Regions from separate parts of the Mus musculus genome. Here region 2 is linked to region 1. A link is a loop called in an ENCODE intact Hi-C map of the cell type or tissue named here. Cell type or tissue: left cerebral cortex. All regions are shown on one strand. Each heading gives the region's core, and the rest is flanking DNA. Links, peaks and the distances in the headings are about the cores only.

Region 1 (10,319 bases), core at 1,224-9,223:
GTGCCCTGGAAGTAGAACCAGGCTATAAATCCTCAAAGCCCACTCTCTGATGTCTTCCCTCCATCAAGGCCCTGCCTTCTGAGCTGAGGTACAGCTGGTTGAGGAGCCTATGGGGACACTCATTTCATAGCCCAGCACTTCCTTTCCTCTTCTCCCTCTGCCCCCTCCCTCCTGCTTCCCCTCCCTGCCTTCATCTCTGATTTCCTTAGTTCCTACCCATCTGAAACTCTCGGAAATGTGCTGTAACGCTAAGACAACAAGAGAGCCCAAGCGACAGCACTGAGGGACTAGAGCTAGAAGAAGATATCTAGTTAATATCTCCAGCCCCAAAGGAAGGAGGAATGGGTATATCATTCCTAGAACCCCCAGAACAATTGTAGTTTAGAAAGAGGGGTCACCTGGCAACATTTTAACCATTGCCAGATTATTAAGGGAGGAAAAGGAACACATTTTAGTTGATATCTCTAAAGGGAGCCATAAATAACTCAATAATCAAGACTCCAGTAAGACAATTGAGAACCAAGACAGAGGAGGCACAAGGCCTTTGTAAGAGTGAAAATTCAGGTGGAGCCCAGCAAAACAGATGGCACTGGGGTAAAATCGTGTGTCAGCATCGTCACAAATCAGTCTGAATTACCTCAAGGCAAGAGAGATGACTTTCATCTTCTCACATACCATAATTCTTTGGCTACCTCCACATGTGACAAACTCCCAGGCACTGCCAGATCTTAGCGGAGAGCTCAGCTTCATCCATGGGATGACGATTTTGGAACATAGGCAATGTAGAAGTTGCAGGATCATTGAGGTTTCCACTCAGATTTAAAATGAAAGCCTTGGGAGGCCTGGCAATGCTTATCAGGTTAGGGCTACCTGCAGGCTATCCCTTCTGGGGGAATTGGAAAGATTTTCTCTCTCTGCTTCCTAGCCATTAAGATGTCAGTGGCACTTGACACACCCTCTCTGCCGTGGTGGACCGAAACCTCTGTGTGCCAAAATAAATCTTTCTTCCTTTAAGTTGTTTTGTTCAGGTGCTGACTAATGCACCATGAGGTATCCCATAGCAGAGGCAGTGTCTGCCTAGACGTCAGATAGGAAGGTGGTGTCAGATGTGGGTTACACATAGATCTACGTCACCCCCAGAATTAAATGAGGTCATCTTGAGTGGGTAAGATTACATACCCCTAGAGAAAGGGACAGAGGAAATAGCTTGTGACCTGATGGGATATTTGGAATGGTAACAAAGTGCCAAATGTCTGGACAGGCCTGGCGAAAGAAGTGATGATTAATGATCTCAAACATTATTGGGGAAGTCGGTAAAGTTCTAGAGAAGGGAACTTGGGGTTCAGCTACACTTTGTGTTGACCAAGGGTCCTTGGGTGTGATTATTTAAATAAAATTTTAAGTAACTGTGCAAACAAAATTTACTTTTAACATCTTACAGAGTCTAAGAAGAGCTAGTCTCCAAGGCTAACAGGAGCCACAGTTTAGTTTCCCACTGGCAGACGTGCTGCAAGCACAGTGCCAGCCTGCATCAGTGTCTACTGCGAATCCAGGCCAGTGGATTTCGACTTTGGCCACCCATTGGAGTTAGTCTGTAAAACGCTATCGACCAGTTCCTGTCCCTAGAGATCAATTTTTTTTTAAGACACTGCATCAAAGTTTTACTTGGAGCTTTTTTAAGAAGGGAGTTTATATTTAGAGTGGGTCAACTTCATTATGAATAATTTGTATGAGCCGATGTGCCCTAATTCTGGGGAACATATTCTACCATCTCCTTTATCGCTTTGGGGACCAGACGACTCCCTCACTTCTTCCCATGCTTCCCAATTTGCCCAGTGATTATCTGGTCTTCCACACAAACTGTGCCTCATCTTGCCAGAGCGGGTATGGCTGACCCTTCATTGTTCTGATGTTCGAGGATTTCAGTGAGCCCCTTGATGACTGGGTTGTGGATTCCCGAGTTCTTCAGTACAGAGAAGGAGGCTTTAGGAAAGCATTTCTATGGTGTGTGCTATAGCCTGTATGGTAGAAGTTTCCCCTCCTCTCTCTCTTTTCTCTCCCTTGTTTTCTTTCTCTCTCTTTTCTTCTTTCTTGCTCACTGCTGGTGCTCTCAATCCCAGCACATGGTGCATGCTACGCAAGTGTCCTACCACTTAGCTACACGTAGAGAGTTTGGTTGTGTTTCAAATAGGATCTCTCAACAATGCTCCTGCCTCTGCCTCCTCAGTTTGGGGATTACACGTGTTCAACACTGAATGAAATGAGGAGAAGACCACGGCAAGGTGTAGATGAGGAAAAGAATTTTATTGTAGATATGAGGAAGGTGCAGCCAGGGGCATCTGAAAGCATAAAGCGTTCAGATAGAAGCAGGCCATGAGGAGGGAGGGTGGTCTGTGAGAGAGGAAGAGAAAAGAGACAGGGAAGAGGAGAGAGGGCAAGTGGACCAAGAGAGGAGCTAAAGACCAAGAGAACAGGGAAGGAGGGAGGGACACAGGAAGGAGGGAGGGAGGGAGGGAGGGAGAGAGAGAGAGAGAGAGAGAGAGAGAGAGAGAGAGAGAGAGAGAGTTCATGGCCCAAAATGGCAGGACTTTTTGTGTTTGTTTGTTTGTTTGTTTAATAGGAAACAGAAGCTGGGGGAAAGAAAGCAGTCTCAGAGCTGGAGAGACTTAAAATAGGGAGGAGGGAATGCTAGCCAGGATTTCTCTGTAACAAGTACTTTCTAAGAGAGCCTAGAGGCCACCATGTGCTTTGGTATGCCAACAAGCACCTCAGCCATTTGTCCAAGTTTCATTTGAACTTGACAAACACCGTGCCTGGATCTCAAGGTGCTGGGAGTATGGGTGAAGCAGAGTGTACCGCACTACACAGTAACTGGCATTTGCAGAAGGCAGTGGTCGTCCCTGCAGAGATAGAGCTGCGGCATTTTAGACTGGTTCTCTGCCAGAGGCACATTGCTCACTCCTCCAGGGAAGGAGAACACAGAGAAAGCCCAGGACTGCCTGTGAACTCCTCTGATGCTTCTCCTAATCCTCGGAGCAAGGGCCACTGATGCTCGTAATTTATGATCTCAGCTATCACATATGACTCAGACTCAGGTCAAGTCCCAGCAGCCTCGGCCCACTCTCCTTGTATTACATCATGCTTTATACCAGGAGCCCTAGATGCACCGATCTATATTCCTGATGAATGAAAGTCAAACTTCCTGTCCCCAGGACCTACCCCTGAACTTGACTTATCTAGAAATTTGAAAGTATGCTTTGGTTGTCTTTTCTTATTGCCAAGACAAATAACATAGAAAGCATAGTACTTACAGGGATGAGTTTGAAGGGATAAAAAAAAAGCAAGCAAGCAAGCAAACACTATGTACTTTCCAGAGTAACCATTATTTCTATTAACATTTATTCTCTCCATTCTTTTTTCACTTATCACTGGGGATAAGTATTTATATTACAATGTTAATTATTTTGTAATCAGTGTTTTATACTTAATCTATATTGATCATCTTTCTGCATTATTAGATATCTGGCCTACTAAAAGAAGACATCTTGACACAGCAAGATGACTGCTTCACAGTGACACTAACTCCAACACACACTACTTTAAGAACTATATCTTTTATTTACTATTTGAGACATGTATTTTATACATGTATAAATATGTTTTGATCGTATCCACCTCCCGCTGCACCTCTTCAGTTCCCCCCATATGCTCTCACCATGTTCCAAGCATCAAGCCCGAGTTTCTTTTAACCCACGGAGTAATTAGTGATGCCAGTATGTGCACGGGTATGAGGCTGTCTGCAGGAGCATGGGCAATCTATCAGGGACCCCATCTCTAAAAACAAACAAACAAACAATCAAACAGAGAAAAACAAATTTGTCCTCCCTCTGCTAAAAGCCACTAACTGTCAATGGTTAATCAGCTAGCAGGACCTACCTCCCCTGTATTTGCTGGATTGTGACTGGCTTGATCATTTTATGAGAAACAATTGCACTTTTTGCCAAGCAATGTTTCCTAACACCTTTCCAAAATGTCCAAGGTAGGGCCTGGAGAGATGCCTCAGCAGTTAAAAGAGCACTTGCTCCTCTTCCTAAGGATCTGGGTTTGATTCCAGGCATCTGCATGGTGACTAGCAGCCTTCTGCGACTTCAGTTCTAGGGACCCTCTTATGACCTTTGAGTTTACCAGGCACATACATGGTACATAGTCATTAATGCAAGCAAAACAACCAAACACTTCTAAATATATACATTTGTATGTGTATATAGTATACAATATATATGTATTTTATGTTATGTATATAACATATACATATTATTATATACACATATAATACATAAAATAATCGTATATTTTGTATTTTATACATATACATATATTATATGGAAATATTTTATATATGTATGTGTGTACATATTATAATGTATACTATAATATATGATATATATACATACACACACACACACACACACACACACACACACACACACACACACATATCCCTCAAGGAAAATTCCTGTACAGACTGAGGGTTACCCAATGTTAGAGTGTTGCATAGCATGTCTAAGGCCCTAGACATCACTGCTACTGAAACAACAAGACAACAAATCCTTAAAAATAAAAGCTTTCATTATGTCCATGGATAGACTATGGATGTAGGAAACCCATGTGCTTCCTATGAGAACCTTTATGTGGCAGAAAATACGCCTAGAATGGAAGAAGGTCGCTGTGAGAGGCATTCCTCAAAGCCAGCGAACATAAAAGCCAAATCCAGATCTGAGGACCCTACACACTGACAGGGAAAGAGGCAGAAGGGGGCCAGCGTCTTGCCTGGTGCGCTAGGCCATTTCTCCATTCTTCCTCCCGCCCCCTGGAGGTCCACAGAAAAGGCCACTACCCTCAGAAAACTGAAGTGCTGCGGAGACTGGAATCTCTACCTGGGAGACAACTGTTGAGGCGGAGGAGGCACGGCCCCGCCCGACCGCCCTTGGAGCTGGATGCCTGGAGCCTGTGACTGGATAGACTGCAGCTCTAATCCTGGAGTGCCAGGCCTATTGGAACCAATCAGAACCACTCTGCTCTTGGAGTCTGGAGAAGGCTTCTGCCTCACCATGGCAACTGGCTCCCTGCTGAAAGGGAAACTCAGGCCTCTACTTTGCTTTCTGCTCAGCGCTGGATGGCTGAGGGCTGACAATGTCCCTTGCTCCTCTTTTCTCTTTTTAGCCTGTGAGGAAAATCGGACGAATGACAGTTTTGAGATGAAGCAGAGAGTGTTTCCCTAAATCCTGCTTTAACGCTGTCTGGGAAGAATCTCAAACCCCGTCCCTCCTTGTCTCTCCCTCTCTCCCTCACCCCCTCTCTCCCTCTCTCCCTCTCTCTCTCTTTCCCTCTCTCCCTCATCTTTGGATGTAAGCCAGACCAGCAATTTTAACTAGAGACCATTAGGGCTCGGATGAGCATGCCCTGGAGAGTTGGTTCTGTTTTAAGTTGCTTGGCCTCGGCCTCGCCTTTCTGTTCTGCTCTTCACCGAGGTTAGCAACAATGTTTAAGTTCCTTCTACATTGCTATGAAGGAGCAGATACTGTGGGAACACTTAATCTGGTTCGGCTGATGCCCTTGCTGCTGATAACTTTGTACTATAGCAATGGCCTTGTTTTGAGAAGAATTAAATAGACAGAAATTTGTTAGAGAAAAACAATATCCTTGATTTTGATGGGAACATTTAGGAAAACAAGAGAAGGAAAGTCTTTCGTCTGCGTGTATGTGTGTATGTGTGTCTGTGTGTCTCTGTGTGTGTACATGCATTCACGTGCGTGGGCGTGCACACACAGCATTTGTGTATTCATTAATTCAACAACTATATGTTAGGGGTAGTGAGAAGGCTCAGTATAATGTCTGTCTGCATGCATGAGAATCTGAGTTCAGACCTCCAGCTCCCATGTGCAAACACATGCTTGCTCTCCCGGCAGTGGAGAGGAGGAGGAGGAGGCAAGAGGGTTTTTTAGGGCTTGTAGGCCAGTCAGTCTGCCCTAATAAGTGAAAGACCCTGTCTCAAAAAACAAGGTAGACAGTAACTGAGAAGGACACCCCAAATCAACCTCTGACCTTTACAGGTGCACATGCATATATATATATATGCACTCACAAACATGTACAGGCAAACACCACACACACATACACACACACACACACACACACACACACACACACACACCATTTATCAAGCTTCATCACAATGTGGAGCTCTATAGAAAAATGCAACAATAAAAATGGACAAATATCTGTCTTCCCCAAATCTAGTAGGGAAACATAGAAAGCGTGTTCACAAGCATATAATTAAAGACGAATCCTGTACAAATCTGTAGTTAGAAGGATCAAGAGAGACTGTGAAGCAGATGATATGGGAGGCAGACTTTGTAAATGTGGAAGGACTAGCATGAAGTAATCCTCGCTAGAGAAAACTGTATAAACAACTGGTGGAGTGAGAACACTGAGTCTGTGGCAAACTCAATGATCTGGTTTCAGGTGCTCAAAGGTAAGAATAAGAAAGGCTCAAGGCTGGGTTAGCGGTCAGGTGGGAGAGTGCCTACCCAGCATGCACAGAGTCGTGGCTTCAGTCCCCAAGCACCAATTGGACATGGAGTTAAGACCTGGAATCTCAGCACCCAGAAAGTAGAGGCTTCAGAAGTTCAAGGTCACCCTCAGCTACATAAGTAATTCCAAAGCACCTTATCAAAAAAGAAAGGAAGGAAGGGGGAGGAAAGAAGGAAGGAAGGAAGGAAGGAAGGAAGGATGGAAAGAAGGGAAGGAAGGAAGGAAGGAAGGAAGGAAGGAAGGAAGGAGGGAGGAAAGAAAGAAAGAAAGAAAGAAAGAAAGAAAGAAAGAAAGAAAGAAAGAAAGAAAGAAAGAAAGGAAGGAGGAGAAAAGAAGGAAGGAAGGAAGGAAGGAAGGAAGGAGGAGGAAAGAAGGAAGGAAGGAAGGAAGGAAGAAAAGAAAGAAAGAAAGAAAGAAAGAAAGAAAGAAAGAAGGGAGGGAGGGAGGGAGGGAGGGAGGGAGGGAAGGAAGGAAGGAAGGAAGGAAGGAAGAAAAGAAAGAAAGAAAGAAAGAAAGAAAGAAAGAAAGAAAGAAAGAAAGAAAGAAAGAAAGGGAAAGAAAGAGAGGAAGCAAAGAAAAGGAAAGAAAGAAAGGAAAAGAAAGAAAATAGTCAGGGCACAATATTTTCAGGGTTCTTAAATGTCAACTTAAGGAGTTGAGGTCTGTTCCAGAAGCTACACAATAGAAACCATCAAAGCAAAGAGTTAATGTGGTATGGAGGATGATGGGAGCTGGAAGAGAGACAGGGAGGGTCCTGGCACAGGGCAGACACGACAGAGATGGGTCCATTGAAAATCAAAGACAAAATATGCAGTTTCACAGCTAATTAGATGTAGACTCTCCTAGGTCCTTCACACCGTTCTGTGTACAGTAAATAACTGAGCCGTTTTGCCCCAGGTGTCTCAGATAGTGGCAGTTAAAAAACAAGAAAAGTAGCCTCCGATTCAATTGCAATGGTTGTAATTATTGCTTCCTCTACCCTTTCAGTCCCTGCTTCACACTTATGGCCACGCGGCAATGACATTCCCAGGTCACTGATTCTTAAGCTTTAGTGCATTAAAACCACCTGGAGGCTTTGTCATAACACAGGCTGTGATATTTTAAGAAATTGGATTTCTGGACTGGAGAGGCAGCTCACTTAGTAGCTCCTAGTTCCTCCCTAGGATTCTAGGAGACAAGATTTGTAACCCAGCACTGAATAGATTGAGTATGGTGGCACATGTCTGTAATCCCAGGACTTGAGAGGAACGGGCAAGAAAGGTTTAAAGTTTACCCTGGCTATATGTGATTCTCAGGCCATTCTGGGCTGCAGGCAGCTTTGTCTCAAAGAGGTAGGGAAGGAGGAGGGAAAAGAAAAGACTAGACTCTATTGGGTGTCTATGACAGTTCTCTACCTTCCTAATGCTGAGACAACTTAATATAGTTCCTCATGTTATGGAGACCCCCAATCATAATTTTTTTTTTCGAGACAGGGTTTCTTTGTATAGCCCTGGCTGTCCTGGAACTCACTTTGTAGACCAGGCTGGCCTCGAACTCAGACATCTGCCTGCCTCTATAAATGTTTTATTACTACTTCACTGCTATAGTTTTGCTTCTATTATAAATTGAAATGTAAGTATCTATGTTTTCTGATTATCTTAGGCAACCCCTGTGAAAGGGTCATTTGCCCCTAAAGGGGCTGAGGCCCACAGGTTGAGAACCGCTGGTCTCAGCAATGACGACGTGGCTGTTCTGTGGACTGAACGTGAAGTCCCGCTTCTGCAGGTCTCCTGTGGCCACCTTTGTAACTACGGGGCCGAACAGAAGCAGCAGAGGAAGCCACTGAGTCCAAGAACACTCTTCTTGTTCTTTGAACCGGCATTATTTGAGATGCCTGGAGCAAAGAGGCTCAGAGATTTATTTCCTGAACACAAAACATTATGGTGTAACTTTGTAATCACAGCTATCGTCAGGATCAAATCCTATCTCTGCCTGTTGTACTACTGACTAATTCCTCGAAGTCTCCAATCATTGCAGGTTATATTTATTATTCCTCACATATTATTTTATATTAATATCTGGATAATAATTACCACTGCATAGGGTTGTGAGGAACAGTCGTGGAAACCCATAGAAAGTACTTGGTTGTATGCCAAGATGCACATAAAATGAAATATGGAAATGTATATGATATTTATAAGAACTTTTTAATTGATAGAAGGTAAGGAAGGATTGATAATGCCAACATCTGCTGAGCTGAAGGTAAGAGGACCAAAGTTCAAAGTCAACCATCAGTTCTCCGAGTGAATTCAAGACAGCCTGGACCATGTGAGACTTAGACTAAACAAACAAATAAAACTCACGGAGATGTCACTCTTCCTATTTTCTGTTTGGTTTTGTTTAGCTTTTGTGACATTTTTTTCTTCTTGCCATCTTACCCTGTTTAGGTTGCTGTGACAGTGTACTGTACAGGGTTGACGATGCGGGCTGAGCAGTGGAGTGTCGGGCTAGCGCTGGCTTTCACCAGCAGCTCTGCAGAGAGGTGGCACGTCCCTGTGAGACTAGCAGTATGAGAACCAGTTCAAGGTCACTCTCAGTGACAAACATAATCATCTGTCCAAAAGAAAGAAAGAAAGAAAGAAAGAAAGAAAGAAAGAAAGAAAGAAAGAAAGAAAGAAAGAAAAGACAAAAAAGCATACCAGGGTCTACTGAGCCCCATGGAGCACTGTGTAGCCATACATGGTGAGTTTGGCTCCTTCCCTACACTAACCCTTCCGTGAGAGTGAAGTGGTCACCTCAGTCACCATCTGGTTTGTCAGCCCCTTGGGGACAACGAAGACCCCCAGGGGTGGTCATGACTTTGGATTAATCATTTTCTCTCCATAGCTCGTTACAAACATCAGCACGTTCAGTCTCAAAGAACATAGTAAGATTCGCTTTCCTGGCAACTTCCTGCTAGCTGGGACAGTGTCCGGAAGAGGGAAAGGAACAGATACCTGAACCCAGAGGGAGGAGGAGTCAGGGGGAGGATAGAAAGCTTCCTGTTTGGACTTTTGTGCCTATTTCCAACCTATTAGCATCGTTGTCTGTGGACCTTGAGGCTTTGGGTCTGGTCCTGAGGTTTTTACCAGTGCAACTGTCTGGGGCTTGTCCCCAGCAAAGAAGGCAGCAAGGAAGCATTTCTCTTTAACCAGATAAGTCTGGTGTCGCACCATCCACGAGGGACGCGGAAGGCAGGTACTCCTATAGGGAGGACCATCTCAGGTTGAGCCTGTGTCTTGGGAACTTGAATTCCCCACCCTGCAAAACGAGCTTGGAAATCAGATACCCCTTCCCCTCAGTTTGCTGCAGGGGGGATGGTGGAGGGAGCCTTGAAGAGAATGGGATGAGGTTTTCCTGCTGTGGGCTCCCCAAGTCAGACGTTGTCACGGGTTAGCAGAAAGAGCAGCGTTCCATTCATCCGAAGACAAGGGAAGTGGCTGTGTAAACCAGATATTGTTTCTTGTGGCAGGCACTGTCCTATGCATGGTAGGTATTTGGCAATAGCTCTCTTTTCTGCTTATTACACTTCCTCTTCCGGTGATTGCATAATCCAAAAATGTCTAGACGTTGCCAACAGCCCCCAGGGGGCGATAATCACGTGGCCTGAGACCTGCTGCTCTCTGGTGCGGTTCTCTGCTGGAATCACTCAAAGAACACTTGGTCCGTTCCCTGCTTCTAGAAAACACTAAAACTCCCCGTGAAAA
Region 2 (10,319 bases), core at 1,406-9,405, 67 kb before region 1:
TTACACTTTCTCTAAATACAGAACACTATTTTTACTAGGAATTTGGCAAGCACTTTCAAAATGGCATTTTCTGTTTTCATTCCTTGAGAATTTCCTAACAACCAAGATGCATAGAAATTTTAATATGCAGCTGGAATCCTTCAATATTTATTACAGAAATGTAATTGTTTATGATTTCATAGCAGTTGTTTAATCTCCTTAAATACTAAGTTTTAAATTCTCTTGCAATCTGGCCAAGTGATGAAGATTTTAGCCTGCTTCTCTCAGCATTCCTAGGACCTAGCACACAATATTCTACCCATGGCTGGCCAATGACCAAGAATACTCTTACAAATGATGAAAGGACATTAATTCTCACCACTAGGCCTCTCCAGACCGTGTCAAAAGCTCACAGGGCCATATTTCCTGCCATCTCAACCCCCACCCCCACCCAATAACCTGTCTGTAGAACCGTGTCCTCTTTGATTTTACACTCAAGTTTTTCCTACCTCACCATATACAGGAAATAATGTTCACTTTTCATTCCATAGCCACATATTTGTAATGACACAATTCTGCAAGGTATCCAGAGCTGGATGAGGGGAAGGGAGCCCAGCTGGACCCTGACATTAAGTCATATAGTAGATAAAGCTTTCCGTTAGACTTTTAAAGCTTGAAGGGACCTTGAATATAGCCAAGTCCAGAGGTCTAGGGACTCTGTGGGATGGGGCTCAGTGCCCTGGAGTTCACACAGGGAAGAGCTTTGAGACCTGAAGGCTTTGGGGGAGGGGCAGAACTTGTAAAGCAAGGCTGTATTTATCACAATTGTTCTCTACCAGATTTCCCATCTACTGCTCCTTCTACAATACCACGTTGTACCCCAGACATTGAAAGTTGTCTTGATTCATGTTGTGCTTTTTACCTTAAAGAAATGGTGATACACAACTGGCCATTATTTCCCTTAATGTGTGGGCCTCTATAAAGTGCCAAACTAAGTGAGTCTGTTTGCCACTGTGGCTGCAGTGTGGGAGGCACTGCCAAAGATGGAGCCCAGGAAGTTTGGCAGAGTGGTAACTTTAAGCCAAAGAAGCTAGGGAACAAAGAGGGATTATGCGGATCAACTAGCTAAAGAGGACAGAAGACAAAAGTCTCAAGATTCATCAAAGTCTCGCCAGTGGGCATGTGCACAGATTTTAACCTGGCATAGGCGAACTCTTTTCCAAAACACTGAAATGATTATATTGTAGTCCTTGGTTTCCTTTTCCTCTGTGGAACTCTTGACTCTAAAGACATTTCTTGAGTTTAGCTCTATTTCTGGAGTGTCTAGCTTAACGCTTGCAATATTAAGTGCTTTAATAAGCACCTCAATAAAAGTGGCATTCATTAAAAAGTGAATTAGTAATTATGACGTTTAGTGAGGAAGCCAGTAAAGGCAAGTCAAGCTAGTCACTTTGAAGTCAGTAAATGTTGAACAAGTCTTGAGTTCTCTAAAGGCTGACATCTTAAAGTTGCAACTTTGTACAACTACTTGGTTCCAATAATAAAGCAGTTGTTCTCTGGCTAAACTTATGCTAAAAATTCTAATCAAAATCAGTGGTTGGGCTGGAGATAGAGCTCAATTGTGGATAGAGTATTTGCCTACGGTACTCACAAGGCCTGGGCTCCACATCAAGTACCACATAAACCAGACAGTGCGGCACACCTCTAATCTCAGCACTTGGGAGGAAGAAGGATCCCAAATTTAGTTTCGTTCTGAGCTACATTGCAAGTTTGAGGCCTGTAACCTACATGAGAGAAAGCAAATCCACTCTGGGTTTATCATTTTCATTCATTCTCAAAAACTATAAAATTCAAGGCTGGTGTATCGCTCAGTGGTTAAAATACTTTCCATGTAAGCATGAGAGTCAGAATTCCGTTTCCCAGCTCCCCTGTAAAAGCCAGGTCATCCACCTGTAACCCCAGGGGCGGGGACAGGGACAGTATCTTCTAAACAAGCTGCCTAGCTAGCTAGCCAAAGCAAATTAGTGAGCTCTGGGTTCAAAAGACCTTGCCTTGATGTCTAAGGTAATAATTGAGGAAGAAATCTGAGATAAACACTGGGTTCACACACACACACACACACACACACACACACACACACATTCACAAGCATATGAACATATAATATCCTACACATGTGCAGATATACATGCACTCGTATGATCACAGATATATGCATGCAAGCGAAAAGTTTGAATTTGGGATACATGAGACTTTGCATATCCCAAATAATCTAAAATCAACCAAAGAAACAAAAACAGGAAGAAAACTAGCAGATAAAAGTTGGTTGGAAAGAGGTTCTGGATTTGTACTGAAATCATTGGTGAGTTCTCAGGAAGCCAGCACTGACCTGCCTTCTACAGTCCCAGACAGCATCTAGGCAGCATCGTTGCACTATGCCGGAACTCTTGGAAGTTCTAAGAGAATCACACCAAAGACTCCTAATGAACCAAACAATGGGATGGGTGTGTGTGCTTGTGTACCACCCTCAAGTTCATGTGTTGAATTCCTACCTCCCAGGATGCTTGCATAAGAGGCTTTAAGAAGGGCAATGGGGTCCTGAGGGCAGAGCTTTGTGAATAGGGTCAGTGGCCTTCTGTAAGATTGTCTAGAATGATCGCTTCTCCTTTCCACAAGAGGACTCAACCAGAAGGTGCCATTATGAGGAACAAGCTCTCACAGGACACTGAATTTTTCTGTACTTTGCCTTTGAACTCTCTAGAACTAATAAGAGATCAATTTATGATGTTTCTAACCCACCTTGGTTGGGCATTGTGTGTGATCTGGCAGCTTGACTCTAATAGCTCATCCAAAGCAGTTCAGCCTTCTAAGAAGGTTAAAGCTCCCAGCTTCTCAGCAGTTGGACTCCACTAGACGTCAGCTTATGTAAGCAGCACTAAGAACGTGGAGCATTGGTGGATTGACCCCACAGTATCCTCTGTCCATAGATGGTTAGAGACAGGAAAATGTCAGGAGCACACTTCATAGGAATCTTCCTTGTTAAATCTCCCAAACAAATGGCCCAGTTCATTCAAGGCGCCCTTGTCAGTCACACCTAGCAGTCACCTCGTTTCTGGATGAATACGTTCTGGAATATGAATATCACTGTGCCTAAAAACCTAGCTCTGCAGTTTGAGAAGAAACTAGTTTGAAGATTTAAAAACAAAACAAAACAAAACAAAAACAAAAAAACAACTCTTATTTGAAAATTTTTTCTTTTTGCTTGATTAATATGTTTATTGTCTTTATGAAACAATCTTCATAGAAAACTGCTTTAGCTTTCAGCAGCCCCTTCCTGTTCATGTGCAGATGCTGCACAGACGATCATATCCCCTTCTATACGGTCATATGCAATCTGGCAGATGACATCTCTCTTAGTTACATGAACTATCATCCTATATTTGGGTGTGTTGTACTTATTCTTGTCCTGGATCACCAATCGTTCCCGAGCATAGTAGTCAGTTTTACCCTCTCACCGCCTTCAAAATCTCACTTGGTATCTTTTAAAGTAGGCCTTATTCTTGACAACTTTCACGAACCCCATCCTGCGAAACAGAGACCCGCAACCGCAGCTCCACACAGACCTGCAGAGTCGGCTGCGCTAGAGGGGAAAAAGCTTATTTGAAAATTTTAAAGCACTCAAAAGTAGAGTTTATCTAGCTTCTCTGTAGGCATCACCACCGTCAACAGCCATGGGCAAGGGGTCATGCTTAGTTATAGCTACATCCTCACCCCTTCTCAGGCTTTATTTTCTTGGCTGACTATCTGAAGACCAATCCTTACCAACCAATCAATTTATCTATAAATATTTCACTATGTATCTCAAGAAAAGGAGAGCTACTTGAATGAGGCCTGTGCTGAGTGGAGTACTTCCCAGTCAGAGTTTGGATAAGGGAGTAGCTGGTATAGTGGAGAAGCCCAGCAAACAGCAAGCGCTGTCTTAACCAAGGGTCATAGGTCACAGCATCAGTGATGGCCATGTTGATGGCTTGCTGCCCCAATTTGATGCAATGAGCAAAGTAGGATCTGGGTAAAGCACGTAGGTCAGTTAGCAGTGATACACCGATGCTGCCTCTTCCATTGTGGCAACTGTCAAAGAGTAGTATAAGATGTTCACGGCAGGAGAATGGGGCTCCAGAGCCATGGGACTTAATCGCAGTCAACCCGACTAGATTCAGAATCACCTAGGAGACACACCTCCTAGGTCATATTAGTGAGGGCATTTCCAGACTGATCACAGCAGGGTGGAGGAAGGAGAGATAAAGAGAGAGAGAGAGAGAGAGAGAGAGAGAGAGAGAGAGAGAGAGAGAGAGAGAGGGAGGGAGGGAGAGGGAGAGAGAGAGAGAAAGAGAGTGAGAGAGAGAGAGCGCTCAGCACCAGCATTGTCTCTCTCTCTGCTTCCTGACTGCAGGTATAATGTGACAGCTACCTCAAGCTACTGTGGCCAGGCCTTCCTCCAGGTAAGTTTGTACTTTGAAACTGTGAGCCTTGTCAAACGCTTTCTTCCTTAAGTTGCTTTGTCAGGTTCTTTGTCACAGCAATGAGAAGAGCAGCTAATGCCGGGGCATGTAGGAAGCTGGACCATTATCTTTTCAGTGGTGGACGTTTAACAAACTGGGGAGGGGCAGGAAAACCACAGTGTCACTGTCACACTTAGAAGGAAGTGTGATACCCAACCAGCACAGAGAGACTGTCTTACATGATCGAATTTATAGCCACCTTCTGCAGAATTATTAGCATCATGATTGGAAATGCAAGCACTTTCCTGATGAACATTTACAGCATTAAGGGTTATTCTGCCAAGCAGCTACTGACAGCCCATCTGGCTCCCAGGCTCAGGTCAGTGGACTTTAGGCATTCGTTAGTTTTTGTTCTCTCTTGGGCACTATACCAGTCACCTTTAAAAAAAAATACAATAATAAATCTTTTAATGAATTTGATAGGACATTTTTTTCTTGCACTGGACCCAGGATTTTACTTCGGCTCATAATTCAATTATTGGAAAATTCTGCTTTAGTGGCTTCTAACAAAACATCCATAATTTATTCTTAATATTATCTGATTTCTGGTGTGGTAGTTTGAATAAAGATGGCCACCATAGACCACAGAGAGGGACACTATTAGGAGGTGTGGCCTTGTTAGAGTAGGAAGTATTTCTAATTTTATTTCTGCTGCATGTGAATCAAGATGTAGAACTCTCAGCTCCTTCTCCAGTACCATGTGTGTCTATTTGCCACCATGCTTCCCACCATGATTATAACTGGCTAAACCTCTGAACCTGTAAGCCAGCCCCAATAAACCGTTTTCCTCTAAGAGTTGTCATGGTCATGGTGTCTCTTTACAGCAATGGAAACCGTAAGATATCCAGTCATACTTTATTTGGACGCTGTTTTCAGATTATTCTTAAGCATAGTAAAATTTTGTAAGCTCAGTCTTCTCCCAGAGAGAGATTGGATGATCCTGAATGACAATCTCTGGATGGCACATGCCATTCATTCAAGCACTCAGGAAGCTGGGGTAGGAGGTTTGTAAGGTCATAACATGTACCATGTACAAGAACCTTAGTTAAGAGAAATCAGATGATAGATAGATAGATAGATAGATAGATAGATAGATAGATAGATAGATAGATAAGTAGATGGGTAGGTAGATAGGTGATAGACAGGAGGGAGGGCAGGGAAAGTGGAGAAAGGAAAAGAGAGGCGAGGGAAGGAAGAGTTGAGAGAAGAAAGAGCAAAGGAGAAGTCGGGAGGGGAGAAGAAAGGGGTGAACCTTGGCTGTTTTAAAAAGCAATTCTTGATATCTTCTTACACAGCTCAGACTTTTAAATTTTTAATTTAATACTATTACATGTGTGTGTGTGTGTGTGTGTGTGTGTGTATACATAAAGTGAAGGGCGCACAGGGTGTGTAGAAGTCAGCAGACAACTTTGTAGAACTGGTTTTATCTTTCACCTTTATGTGGGGTTCCAAGGACCATGTCTCTAGACTTGAGGAGCAAGCCACCTTACCAGCCCCTTGGGCTCTTTTTATCAAAGGAAAAATCAAACTCCAGGATGATCAAAGCAGGTACTTAATTCATGCCTTCTGAACTCTGCTTGCTGGATGCTTTTGATCACTTGGACACTACTGACCCTGTCACCAGAGAAAATGCACATTGATCATTTTTGTTCATAGAGTCCTGAGACCATCTGAAAGTCTAGAATGTGGATCTGGGGCATTTGGCTGCAATGTCCCTTCGCAGTCTCTTGCTCTGCTGGGCTCAAGGAGGCCACTATCAATAGGACCTGAGTGTTCCCTTGTTTCTTTAGAAGAGAACAGCGTGTGTTGCCAAGACCCATGGACATGACTGGGAAGATAATCTGTAGTCACATGATGTAGTGGGAAAACCTCAGATTTGGTAGCTGAAGACCTAGATTCTGCAAGGCCTTCAGTGTTTTGGAAAACCACTTAGCTTTTTAGGGAGACAAAGATAGGTTGACATTAGGAGTGTATAGTGCAGAGAATCCTACAGAATTATTGGTCTCACCTTACAAATTAGGAAACTAAAACTTAGGTAAAATGGTACAGCCAAATACATACTCTATTTATATTACTTTATGAACATTCAGTCTGGCTCCATGATCAGACTTGTGTCAATTTGTAACGCTTGCTTTTTCCCTTGAATGACAATGACGGTCTTCTAACTGCATTAGAACTCTTCCTCAGAGTGGCTATCCCCATTGTGCCAGTCTGAAAGCATATATAACTTGGTACTTATTGGTTTTGTATATCTAACTTCTTAATAAGTATCTGCGGAACTGCAAAAAAAAAAAAAGAAAGAAAGAAAGAAAAAAATGAAAACCACTACTTGGACTCTGTTGTCCAGTTTGCAGAGTTTATTAACAATATTAACATTTTTTGATGAAGGATAAAAAGTGCACAGGTGGATGGAGAAGCACCTCAGTGGTTAAGAGCATTTGCTGCTCTTGAAGAGGACCCAGGTTTAGTTCCCCGTAAAACAGCTCACAATTGGCAGTAACTCCAGCTCCAGGAGATCTGACATTCTCTTCCGACATCATTGGGAAACTGCAGTGTGTGGAAGTGTACACACGCACCCACATAGACCCACTGAAGCACACATAGTGAAAAAATAGACAGAACATAGGAAATAGCTGTGGGTACCTGGCATGTGTCACTCAGTCAGGAAGAGTGATATTAGTCAGTGTACAGCAACTTTTGGTCAATATCCATGTGGCAAGGTCGAGGCTACAGTCGGTAACGTGTGTGCTGCACAGCATGATGATCTGGGTTAAATCCCAATATCATCACCACCCTTTGCCCAAAAACACATCTAGCAAAGAAAAAAGGGAAGGAGGGGAGTGGAGTGGAGGGTAGGGGAGGGAAGGGAAGGGAAGGGATGGGAAGATCCCTAGCAACCTTCTAAAACCCAGGTGCAGTGGGCATGCATCTGTAATCTTAGTACTGGGGGCTGGGGGTGATGGATGGATCCATAAAGTTCATTGCTATCCAGCATAGCCAATCTGTAAGCCTCGTGTTCTCTAAGAGACCCTCAAAACATACAATATACATTAAAAAAAAATCCAACATTGACCTGTGGCCTCCACCCACACTATATATACTTGTACCTATACATACTTGTGTACATATACACACAGTGCACACACTCACAGACACACATAGAAACACACACATTGGGCTGGAGAGATGGCTCAGCCGTTAAAGGCTAGGCTCACAACCAAAAATATAAGAAACACACACATTCACACACACAAACATACTCATAGTCACACACACTTATACACTCTCTCACACACACAAGCACACATACACTCTCTTTCTCTCTCACATAAACACATATAACACCCACCCCCACATAACACAAGGCACACAGACAATCATACACATACACACACATACTTTCATTCACACACAAACACACATTCCATGCCCCCCCCCACATACATACACACACATATACATAGGCATACACACACATATCTTTATAACAATCAACCCACAACCTTGGCGGATGTTTCCCACACTGGAAAAAGCACATCAGCTTTCAAATCCTTTGGTTGGTAGTGTAGATTTGAAAGCTCTAATGGGTGATATTGCAAAATATTTTTGAATGTTCATTTATTAATACAATATTAAAAGCATAATTGTATCTTAAGTGTCCATGAATTTATCTTCTCAAACTGTTATTTCAAGTGATCTACCTTCCTTTAAGATCTTTTTTAAAAATTAAAATAGGATAATTTGGAATTTTTGAGAATTTTCAAATTTGATCATTGGGTTTATAATAAGCTTAAGTATTATTAAACTTTAGTTGGAGACAATGTTTTCTTATCTATGATTTTGAGACTGGCTTTTCCTGCCCAGCATTCATTTGGTGAGTTGCAAAACCTTATGAAGTGGCATATCTGGGGTGGAGGTCACAGGGGATGGCCCCTGGGTCTGCTGATGTATTTATAGCCTGAAACTCAAAGTCAAGGGGAAATCTAAAAGTCACTACAAGGGATGGAGATAATTCTTTCCATAATTAAAAATACAGTTGGCCCTCCATCCTTTTTCCAGGACCTCCATCCCTTTTCCAGGACTTCCATCCCTTGGTGGAAATATTCGGCAAAACTGCATCCATGAGATTCACATACAGATTTTAGTAGAAAATCTTTCCCCAGCATCATCCAGCACCATAGCTGTTTGTCCAACACGAGGCCTGGAGTGCGTGCTGCCTGTCACACAGTCGTCGGTTACTGCTGTTGCTGTGTCTGAAGAAAGCAACTTAAGGGAGGAAGAACTTTATTTAGCCTCAAATGAAGTCCAAGACCAGCCAGATCCATTGCGTGGGCCAGAGGCAAGGCGGAACACTATGGTAGGAGCACAGGGTGGTGGAGGCTGTTCACCTTATAGCAGCCAGGAAGCAGGCAGAGAAAGCCAGGAGCACTGTGTTCTGTCCAAGACCTTGTCTCTTACCTCTGGTGGCCCACTTCCTCTGCCTGGGTCTCACTTTCTAGTGTCAGGCTCTTCCCAACAATGACATCCAACTACAAATATGTCGACGGACTAATTCATTGACTAGTCCAGAGACTAGCTTTCATAATTCAAATGTTCCTCAGTGCTTTGGCCCACTAGCTGGACATGAGTGTTTTGTGGGAACACTTCCAGATGACAACATGAAAGATATGGGAAGGTTATAAGCAAATACTACATTTTAAATAAGAGATTCGAGCATCTGTGGATTTTATCCATAAGGAGGTTCTTGGGCCAATTTTCCCTGGATAGTAAGGAATAATTTACACTTCCTTGATAGATGAAAGCACATTCCATTTCCATTTCTCATATATATGTTATATATTACATATATATTGCATTTATTCTTTGAGAATATATATATATATATATATATATATATATATATATATATATATATATACATATATCTTGCCAAAATCACCCCACCTCATCTGCCTTCCAACATCCTGTTGCACACACAAGTACATAACTGTTGTAATCTTGTGCCCAAGTCTTGCACAAACTCAGGGGAGTCAAAATCCCAGCAGGGATGCAGGAGCTGATCATGAAGCCTCCTCGCCCCTAGCTGAGGTGCTACTTGCAGTTGACCCCTGCTGGGGAAGGGAGAGTCAGTTTTCTGGGATATGGCTCCTGGAATGTTGCCCATGCTCCTGTGGATGGCCCTACATGCACGCATTTACTAGCAGCACATACAGAACTCAGTGGTTTGAAAAGAACAGTTCATTTTTCTTTTCAACCAAATGGTAGAAACCCTATAGGAGTCTCTTGCATGCTCGAACCTTCAAACATGGTTTCGCATCCATCACCCACTCCTCGTCATCTCCTGCATCCTGGCTCTTGAATTGAAAAGGCTGATCACTGGTCGTTTTCTTTCTTTCCACACCATCTACACTAAAATCACTCAGTAGTGTCTGTCGTTGGTGGAATCACAGAGTTGGCGAGTCATTTCTGTGGCTTTCGTCTACCTTCCTCTCCCATCCTGTGCCCACCCTACACAGCTCACTACCCTGATGCGTTCTCTAACGCATCAGGTGTTTGAGGGATGCTATGTCCTTCTAGTTTATCAACCTCTCAGGTTTCCAGACCCAAAGTGAGTTTGTCTTTTCCCTTTCTCCTGAGCCCTCAGTTCTCCCTACTGCTGAGTTCTACTGGGCTCTCCTCATCTCCAGCTCATTCTTTGTCTCATTCCCCAGTCCATTGTTCAGTTTCTTTCCAACCTCACCACACGTACTGTGTGCCTCCACCTACACAAATGCAGCAGAG

Evidence for each region. A loop is a pair of places that touch in the nucleus more often than their neighbours do. Peaks named below come from ENCODE experiments on the same cell type or tissue, not always from the same donor. Only the 100,000 strongest peaks of a DNase experiment are listed, where the experiment ranks them.
Region 2: a loop joins it to region 1, with 2.4 times the contacts of the local background. A loop is called at or near these places in 3 of 42 quality-filtered maps.

The regions. Positions count from the first base shown.
Region 1 is chr3:28,171,273-28,181,591 of GRCm38, reverse strand. Gm42196 (a long non-coding RNA gene) reads right to left here and starts at 5,080. Exons shown (of 3, transcript XR_880709.1): 1 at 4,938-5,080; 2 at 3,716-3,834. In left cerebral cortex, for the core only: a CTCF peak has its summit at 4,883 (motif pointing left); DNase peaks (open chromatin) are centred at 1,536, 2,809, 5,048 and 5,814; H3K4me3 peaks cover 949 bases; H3K27ac peaks cover 1,451 bases.
Region 2 is chr3:28,238,766-28,249,084 of GRCm38, reverse strand. No RefSeq gene overlaps it. Among named protein-coding and RNA genes, the nearest start is that of Tnik, 19 kb to the left of the region's middle. In left cerebral cortex, for the core only: no CTCF peak of the experiment used is centred there; a DNase peak (open chromatin) is centred at 6,316; H3K27ac peaks cover 454 bases.